2 separate regions of the Homo sapiens genome follow, and region 2 is linked to region 1. A link is a contact called in ENCODE Hi-C or POLR2A ChIA-PET data. All regions are on one chromosome and are shown on one strand. The core of a region is the stretch at or near the end of the contact, and the rest is flanking DNA. Distances in the headings are between cores, read along the strand shown. Region 1 overlaps BACH2 (BACH transcriptional regulator 2). Region 2 overlaps BACH2 (BACH transcriptional regulator 2).

Region 1 (4,434 bases), core at 1,051-3,550:
TGAAGAAGCTTCTAAAGGTCCAAGTGGAGACCCTGGTCATAGAACTGGTAGGTTTGGTAGGTTGCTCCACAATTATCATGGAAATCAACAAACAGGTCCTGGGAGGAAAGTCAACTTTCCCCTGCCTTTTCCCCGTTTCTGACCATGGCTGTATGCAGCATCATCTCACATTATACTAGCTCATCTATTTTCCAATCACCTTTATTTTTTATATTTTCTTATTTTTTTATTTTCATTCTTTAGAGATGGGGTCTCAGTGTTGCCCAGGCTGGTCCTGAACTCTTGGGCTCAAACGATCCCCTTCCCTCAGCCTGCTGAGTAGTTGGGATTACAGGCCCAAGCCAACACGCCCAGCCATCTTTGTTTTTGTTGTTGTTGTTGTTTTGAAATGGAATTTCGCTCTTGTTGCCCAGGCTGGAGTGCAGTGGCACAATCTCAGCTCACTGCAACCTCTGCCTTCCGGTTTCAAGCGATTCTCCTGCCTCAGACTCCCGAGTAGCTGAGATTACAGGTGCCCGCCACCATGCCCAGCTAATTTTTTTGTATTTTTAGTAGAGACGGGTTTCACCATGTTAGCCAGGCTGGTCTCGAACTCCTGACCTCGTGATCTGCCCACCTCACCCTGCCAAGGTGCTGGGATTACAGGCTTGAGCCACTGCACCCAGCCCGTCGTTTTTTTTAAAGACCCTTTACATCCTGTGAGAACTTTCACCTCTTTCTCATTGCCAGATCAGAATGACTTACTGGGAAAGTGTGCTGTTTTTAAAAATCCTACATTAGGCAGAAACTGAAACAACAGACTGACATCAAAGGTGTCCATTTAAAGAAAGCCCCAGGCTACAGAATTCTGAGCCCTATCCTCCTCCAAAATTTATGACTCTGAAACCTAAACTGCCTTGGGTCTGCCTGGGAACCTGTACATAATTCCTATTACACACTGTAAAGCGTCCCAAATAGCTTCCAAAGATACCTTGTTTTCGTCAATGGGGTATCCAGGTTGTGGCTTTGGTTAGTTAGAAGCAACATGATGCTTTTTTTAGTCGTTCTCAGTCTTGAATTGGCCTATACTCTCAGACTTCGCCAACTCTTCCTCCTAATGGCCTCTCTCATCTGTCTATATTTCCCTTCCCAACACCACTGCCTGTATCCCGGCCACAGTGGTGCTTGCCTGGACTTCTGTGACTGGCTTGCCGCCCGTCTGGCTTGTTCCCCAAATGCAGCCAAAGGAGTCTCCCTCATACTCTCCTGCGCAACAGACTCCAGTGAGGCCCCTGGGCCAGCCTCGGCGGCGGACACGGAAGGACCTTCCCAGCCCGTCCCCTTGCTCCCTTCTCCAGTTTCACCTGTGCCCTTGCCCCAGCTGCTGCTCCTGCCACACCACACTGCATGCTATGTTCTCTCTTAGGTCTTTGCACATTTCATTTCTTCCATCTGGAACACCAGCTCCCACCCAAAACCTAACTAATCCTCCCTCAGGCTGCAGCTCATTTGTCACCTCCTCAGTTAGATGCCCTTCCGCCAGCAGCTGTACTTCCCCTGTGACATGGTTTGGCTGTGTCCCCACCCACATCTCATCTTGAATTTTAGCTCCCATAATTCCCATGTGTTGTGGGAGGGACCCGGTGGGAGATAAACTGAATCACGGGGGCGGTTTCCCCCATACTGTTCTCCTGGTAGTGAATAAGTCTCATGAGATCTGATGGTTTTATAAGGAGTTTCCCTGTTCGCTTGGCTCTCATTCTGTCTTTGCCAGCGGCCATGTAAGATGTCCCTTTGCTCTTCCTTCATCTTCCACCATGACTGAGGCCTCCCCAGCCATGTGGAACTGTGAGTCCATTAAACCTCTTTTTCTTTATAAATTACCCAGTCTCAGGTATGTCTTTATCAGCAGCATGAAAATGGACTTACACACCCTGTAAGTAAGAACCGTACTGACAGTTCTTATCATGGCTGTGTTGTGATTACCTGTTGACTTGTCTCTGTCCCAATAGCCTAGAACCTCTCAGACCAAGTACCGTTTCCTTCATATTCATTGTTTTATGCCCCCAGCACCTAAGACACAATAGAACCATGCAAAGTGGTCAGTATGCATTCGTTAAAGGGATAAGGTGATTTGTATCTTATATTGAAAAGGTGCCCACCAGTGACATCCCATATTGTGAATTCCTGTGGAGGAGAATGCCTGGTGTCATTACCTTGTTCTCAGCCTATAAACTTAATCCAGCTAAGTGCTGTAGTGTCACTGAAACTCACTGATCTGTGCCTGGGGCTGCATGCTTGTCGTCTGACGCAGTTGTTCCCATGTTACTGTGTGGCAAAGGTGAACTGAAACACCTAGGGGAAGGCAGCTAGCTGTGGAGTGTTAATAATTGCTGACAGATTTGGCAGTTCATAAAGTAATGATATCATTCAGGACAAACTAATAAATAAAATAGCCTTTATTCTGCATTAAATATAATTTGCTAAAAATGTATTCTATGTGATGAACAAACCATAAGTTCCAAATTCCCTTTTTATTGCACCTAAAAAATACACCGTTAAGATCCCGCATATATTTTTTGAGGCATTTGCTTCTCTTTGCCTTGCTCTCTTTCTGTGACTTTCCCTGCGACCCAGATATAGAAATATCTTGTGTTCTTGTGCTCCCTCTCCTGGTCTTTTCTGTCTTTCAGCCAGAGCATATTCCTAGAATTGCGCACCACCCAGGTGGGGGCCTGGGCATATGAACAAAGAAGCCAGCCAGCTCGGCAGTGCTTGTTGTAAGATCTGGGGGGGGCCAGAAACAAATTTCCTTCTTCATTGTTTGCAGTCCAGCTTGACTAAGTGAAAAAGGGCCGTACAGGTGCAGAAAAGAAACATGCCTGGTATCCTTTCTGAGAAATAAAATGTTCTTTAGAAAAACACACATACACACAAACATTATAATAAAAAACACCTGATATTATGTTTTTTTGAAGCTATGCCTCCCCGGAGATATACAAATGCATGTATAAATGTGTCCAATCTGTTCTGTTAATAGTGCTAATTACCTGATTATCTGGTCAGGTACAGTAATAAACCCCTTTGACATTCTGTTCCTTCCATATGCTAGATAAAGTGTTCTAATATCTGGTCTGTGACTGTATGCTCTGCCCGCCAAGAGTCAGGAGGTGGAAAGATCATCAAAGCCTGTCGGCGGCGCTTCACTTCGGGGCACAGAACTGGGAACAGGGCACTGCCAGGCCCTACCTTGAGGTGGCAGGACAGCACTGTCCTTACTCCTCACGAGGGTGGCCTGTACTTCACAGGGCCTCTGTTGCCCTTCACATCCTCCGAACTCTGACCCTGCCCACCTTCTTTCTCCTGTTGGAGTTGCTTTTAGACACTTTATAATTTCACCTATTTATCTAACATTCTTCTTTTTTCCCCATTTGACTTTCTGAAATGCCTTCTTTGCTAACTCTGTGGTCTTTCCTACTTTAGTGTAGAAGAGGATTTTTATTTTTTCCAAGCTGATCTAAAAGACAGTCATCCCCCAACCCCCACCATCTAAAATTCTCTTACTCTAACTTAGCAGGTTAAGGATGAACCAGTTTTGCTCACTCAACTCACCCAGCCTTCATTTCCAAGCCAGCTTGCAGTCTTTTCTCACCATCCTGCAGTTCCAGCAGGACTGGTATATGTGTCCTCTTCCATCTGTTTTGCTCCATGGTTTTCCGAGCACTGTCAGCCTCTTCCCAACAGATCGTTTCTCTTCCTGTCATGTCATTCCCTTTTATGAGCCCCATTTGAAGTTTCATTTAGGTGGGGTGGAGGGCACTGGTTTCTCAGGTAGAGAAGGGTGTTAATCCCAGGTGCATATGGCAGAGCCTTTCCTAGAAAGCATGAGGCTGCCAAGGTCAGGGTCACAATATTTGAAGGACAAAGGCTGACTCCTGTTGGTGCTGCGCTCTCTGTCCCCCACCTGCTCCCATCCAAGCGTAGTGGTAGAGTGGTGGCAGCCCACATCCGTCCCTTGTCTCTCATCTTCTGCTGCACCAGGAGTCTCAACAATGGATAGGTCAGCATCAATTATTCTCCTATTTGATTGTGATACATTGTGAGTTCCTCCAGGAATTCTTACCTTCTTAAGACTACATTTTTGCTGGGCACGGTGGCTCACACCTGTAATCCCAGCACTTTGGGAGGCCGAGATGGGCGGATCACCTCAGGTCAGGAGTTCAAGATCAGCTGACCAACATGGAGAAACCCCATCTCTACTGAAAATACAAAAAAATTAGCTGGGCGTGGTGACACATTCCTGTAATCCCAGCTACTCGGGAGGCTGAGGCAGGAGAATCGCTTGAACCCAGGAGGCGGAGGTTGCGGTGAGCCAAGATCGCACCATTGCACTCCAGCCTGGGCAACAAGAGTGAAACTCAGCCTAAAAAAAAAAAAAAAAAAAAAGACTACATT
Region 2 (4,254 bases), core at 410-2,909, 220 kb before region 1:
ACCCTTGTTCAAATTGTGGCTCATTCTCTCGCTACCTTCATGATCTTGGGCAAGTTACCTAAAGTCAAAACTCCGTTTCTTTATTTGCAAACTGAGGATTGTTCTACCTATCTAACAAGGTAGGAATAAGTTAAATGTTGACACAGTGGAGTCCCTATGTAACAGACACTCAGCAAATGCTTTCTATTATGATTACTTTCTACATCTCTTTCTCTTTATGTTGCTTGTTTCTTTGAAGGACTGTAGTGGAGGAGCTGGAAGGGGGTTGAGAGTAGGAAAAAGCAATTAAAAAGATACCTTAGCTGCTCTGTAGCCAAGCCTTGCATTGGATTTCAATTTGATTTTAATGTGCTGCTGCTGAGAGCCATGCTGTTGAAAAAGAGAGAAGAGTAAGAAGCAGATGCTCTTAGAAGAACAGTGGGGCATTTATCTCTTTTAATGAGATAACATCATTAGAGTGACAAAGTGCAGCGAATCAATACTCGAAATGGACTGGCGCTATCTTCCCAAAGTGCGCTGATTGTTACACTTCACAACCTTAGAATCCGCTGAATCACGAATTCTGTCTTATCTGTTATTAGAGCCGCTGGCTTTGATCTCACAGACTAGATCCACACCTTAGGGATCTCCAGAGGAACAGGAAAACAGACTAATAGGATAAATGAGAAAAATCCAAGGTGATTTATAAACTGCCCTGTAATCAAGGAACCTCAGAGAAAGGTGGTTGTGCTTGTTTTTTCCTTGGACTTCTTTAAATGGCTACTCATAACTGCCTTCCCCTCTGCTCGCTCTCCTTGCTCTCTGTCTGCTTCTTGGTGTAATGTCAGAAACGCTAATCATGTCAGACTGTGACACTGACAGCCCTGACATTCACAACAAAGAGACAAGGAGGAGAGAGAGGAAAAGAGATGGGGGAGGGGGGAGGTGAGGAAAAGCAGCAGGAGAAGCATTTTTTTATTGCACATAAAATCCATAGCTGCAGAATCACCCACATCTGGACATGTCATATCCAAGGAAAATCAAGGAAGGCACAAGGTGAATTCCAATAGAGATTGAAACTGAGCTGGGGATTTTCCCCTCTTCTTTTAGATTTCATTGTGTAGTTTATATTAGAATTACTGTGACTATGATTTCTTCTCATCAAGAAAAAGGGCATTTACATTTATTTTTCCTTTTTCTTTACTACAGTTTTTCTCTTCGAAACAAAGCAAAGTTAAACACAGATCTTAGCAGGAAGTGTGTGCTGTCAGAGGTTTTCCAATTTATTACCAGATTCCCATAGTTTAATCTGAACAATAGCCAGTTCAGGAAAGAAGTCATGGGTGAGGGATGTTTTCTGACCATGGCAAGGCTGAATGTCATGACAAAGCTGTTCAGTGTCATCCTCAGGCCCTTGGCTTCTGCGGCACCTGCTTAAAGCTGCTGGATGCAGAAAATGCTGATGTTACCTGTTCCCTAACAGTTTGGAGTGGGCTTCCAAATACCTTTGAGACTTCTGTTTCTCTCAGGCACTTTCTCCATTTGGAATAATGCTGGTGAGTGGTCTGCAATCTCTGTCTTGGATCAGTCATGACCTGAAAATCGGCTGCCACATCTCACATGTGTTTTGAATCCAGATGCTATGATCTAAATTGAGCTCTGAGCTCAGGCTGAATCATCCTAGCTTTTCTATAAACATGAGAAGCCAGCTGCCAGCTCGGCTTTTGAGGTATTTTGAACTATAACTCTAAGTCTTACCGAAGATAGTTATCATTTCATTTTTTCTTCATGTCAGAAAAAAAAAATCAAAAATGGAAAATGGTATCCAGTATTTATTCTGTATCAGTTACCCTGTCATAAAAGAGGGTACATTTTTTGTCCATATTCAAACAGAAGGTATTCTGTACCTAGTGACTTCTTTTCAGATTGATTATAAAAATATTGAGAACTTTGGAAAAGGCTGATAACTCATTTCACAGTGTTCTCATCTTTAGTACCCAAGTAAAATTTTACATACTTGGGCTACTTGATAGAAATGCTCCACTTAATTTCAAAAAAAAAAAATTAAGTGGATTATGTGGCGTAGTTGAAGTTCCAGCAACTTTGACATTGTGACTTGTTTAATATTCTTGAGGAAATTCTACTTCTATTGGCAGAAGAGAGTAAATTTATACCCTATGGAGGATTTGAGAGAATTTACCCCAAAATATCTTCCTGTAAATTCAAATTTTCTTTGAAGTGTTTTTAATCCTAAAATTTTACATGGATTGTTCCCTGTGATATGTGATAGGTCCATGTTTGTTTTCATGTAAAATAATTTAAAATTACTTGCCACTTAAATTAATTAGGTCCTATAGTAGGTAATGACAGCTGGTATAACAGATAAGCCCTCAAAATTGAATGGTTTGACACAACTAGTTTCCTTTCTTGCTCAGCTCTCAGCCCAGTGGAAGTATTTCTGATCAGTGAAGTGCTTTTATTGAGAGGTGATTCAGGAATCCTGAACTCAGGTGCCTTCCGTCTTCTGGCCTCACCATCTATTTTGTCTGCTCAGGCTGCTGTAACAGAGTACCACAGACTGGGTGGCTTAAACAACAGAAATGTGTGGTCACACAGTTCTGCAGACTAGGAGTCGAAGATCAAGGTGTCAGCAGGGTTGGTTTCTTCTGCGGACTGTGAGGCAAGGATCTCTTCCAGGCCTTGCTCCTTGGCTTGTAGAAGGTCACCTTTTCCCGAGTCTCTTCACATCATCTTCCCTCTTTTCCTGTGTGTATCCAAATTTTCCCTTTTTATAAGGACACCAGTCATATTGGATTAGGGGCACACTCTCTTCCAGTATGACCTCATTTTAACTAATTACATCTGTAATGGTCCTATTTTCAAATAAGGTCACTTTCTGAGGTACTGGGGGTTAGGACTTCACCATGTGAATTTTGAGGGGACATAATTCATCCTGTAACACCATCTTGCAATTGTCTGCACCTCACTTCTTAATCACAGTCGCCTTGAAGTAAAGCACCATCTTTTCTCATATTCCTTTGTTGAGCACTAGTCACGTGGCTGCACCTGGAGGTGAAGTGGCCTGGGAAATGTAGTCCCGTGCTGAATAGTGATTGTGCTAGATGGCCACATGCACACACAGGAGCCACCCCATCTTTCTCAGAATGTGTATCAAACTCTCCTGTATCTTCCAGTGCTTCTGAGCACACCTGTCCAGAGAGCTCTCAAAAAGGTAATCAGTGTTCAAGTTTGAGAATCCTATTCTAGCATGGCTAGGAATGCTTTTCAGTTAACACCCTAAGGATTTATATGTAAGTGAGTGCCTAAGGTTGCTTACTGTTTTGTTTTCTTAAGAATCTAATATATTCTCAAGGGAATTTTACTTACACTAGGGTTAATCACTTTTTCTTCTTGTGAAACTAGTGAAATCCAAATGAATGAAGTTTAACTCTTAGCCAAAAACTTAGCTTGTGGTTAGAGTGATTTTCTACAGTACAGTAACTTTTTTTGTTACATGTTCTACTATTGCTGAAAAATGATATATTTCCAAGAGGGAGAAAAGGATATTGTGAGTGCAGAAGACGGTTGTATAACCTGCTTTGCTTATCTCAAATGGCTAGACTTTAGTATTTAATTAAAGAAGTCTTGCCTCTCCTATCAAGTTAGTCATTATTTTGAAGGTTGAACGTGGGTTTTGTAAGTGACTAATTGCTTTGTATGTTCCTTTTCAATTACAATAAGAAGTTATGAATTCTCTACATTTAGAACTGCTAAAAATTATTTAGATTTACCTGTTGAATAGGTTTATTCTTTAAAAAAAAAAAAAGGAATCGAGAAAAAATTTCCACTGTAAATTTTTGGATTCTCCAAGGAATTTGTAAGAAATCTCCCATGAAAAAGAGAGTGATAGCAATTTGAAAAGGATAAGTAGTTGCAGTCTGAAAACTCAGTAGGTAGTGTGAAAGCACATTAATACTGAACCATAATATGTAATGTAAGATTTTAGTCATTAAGAAACCACTATATTGCTGTCTTATTGTTCTGTTACTTTAAAACACAGTTTTTACCTAAAGACTTAAAACCCACCAATGGTATTATAAATTTCCTTTTGGTCAAAAAACTGACAGTTGTACTGTAGCAAAGCTAGTCATTTGAACAGTGGCCTTTTCATTTATAATGGTTATAGTTTTTAATATGTCAAAATCTTAGCAAGTATTCGAGTCATTTTAAGAATGAATTAAATCCTCATTCATTTTGATATTATGAATTCAGATT

Evidence for each region. A loop is a pair of places that touch in the nucleus more often than their neighbours do. ChIA-PET counts read pairs that join two places held with the same protein, here RNA polymerase II (POLR2A). Pooled maps may share reads with other maps.
Region 2: a map of MCF 10A shows a loop between it and region 1 (4-fold over the local background). The contact joins two enhancer-like sites. A Hi-C loop is called at or near these places in 6 of 168 maps with a recorded cell type or tissue (Calu3, MCF 10A, cardiac septum and 3 more) and 7 of 50 pooled maps. POLR2A ChIA-PET finds 5 or more read pairs at or near these places in 7 of 52 experiments (A549, AG04449, AG04450 and 4 more).

Annotation. Positions count from the first base shown.
Region 1 is chr6:89,969,042-89,973,475 of GRCh38, reverse strand. The region is part of intron 6 of BACH2 (BACH transcriptional regulator 2); the gene reads left to right. Among named protein-coding and RNA genes, the nearest start is that of GJA10, 77 kb to the right of the region's middle. Within about 2 kb of position 2,300, at least 6 of the 41 ENCODE cell types and tissues checked have a DNase peak (open chromatin) inside an H3K27ac peak, as active enhancers do.
Region 2 is chr6:90,191,857-90,196,110 of GRCh38, reverse strand. All of the region lies in intron 4 of BACH2 (BACH transcriptional regulator 2), which reads left to right. Among named protein-coding and RNA genes, the nearest start is that of BACH2, 100 kb to the left of the region's middle. RefSeq lists a silencer at 1,187-1,481. Within about 2 kb of position 1,659, at least 3 of the 41 ENCODE cell types and tissues checked have a DNase peak (open chromatin) inside an H3K27ac peak, as active enhancers do.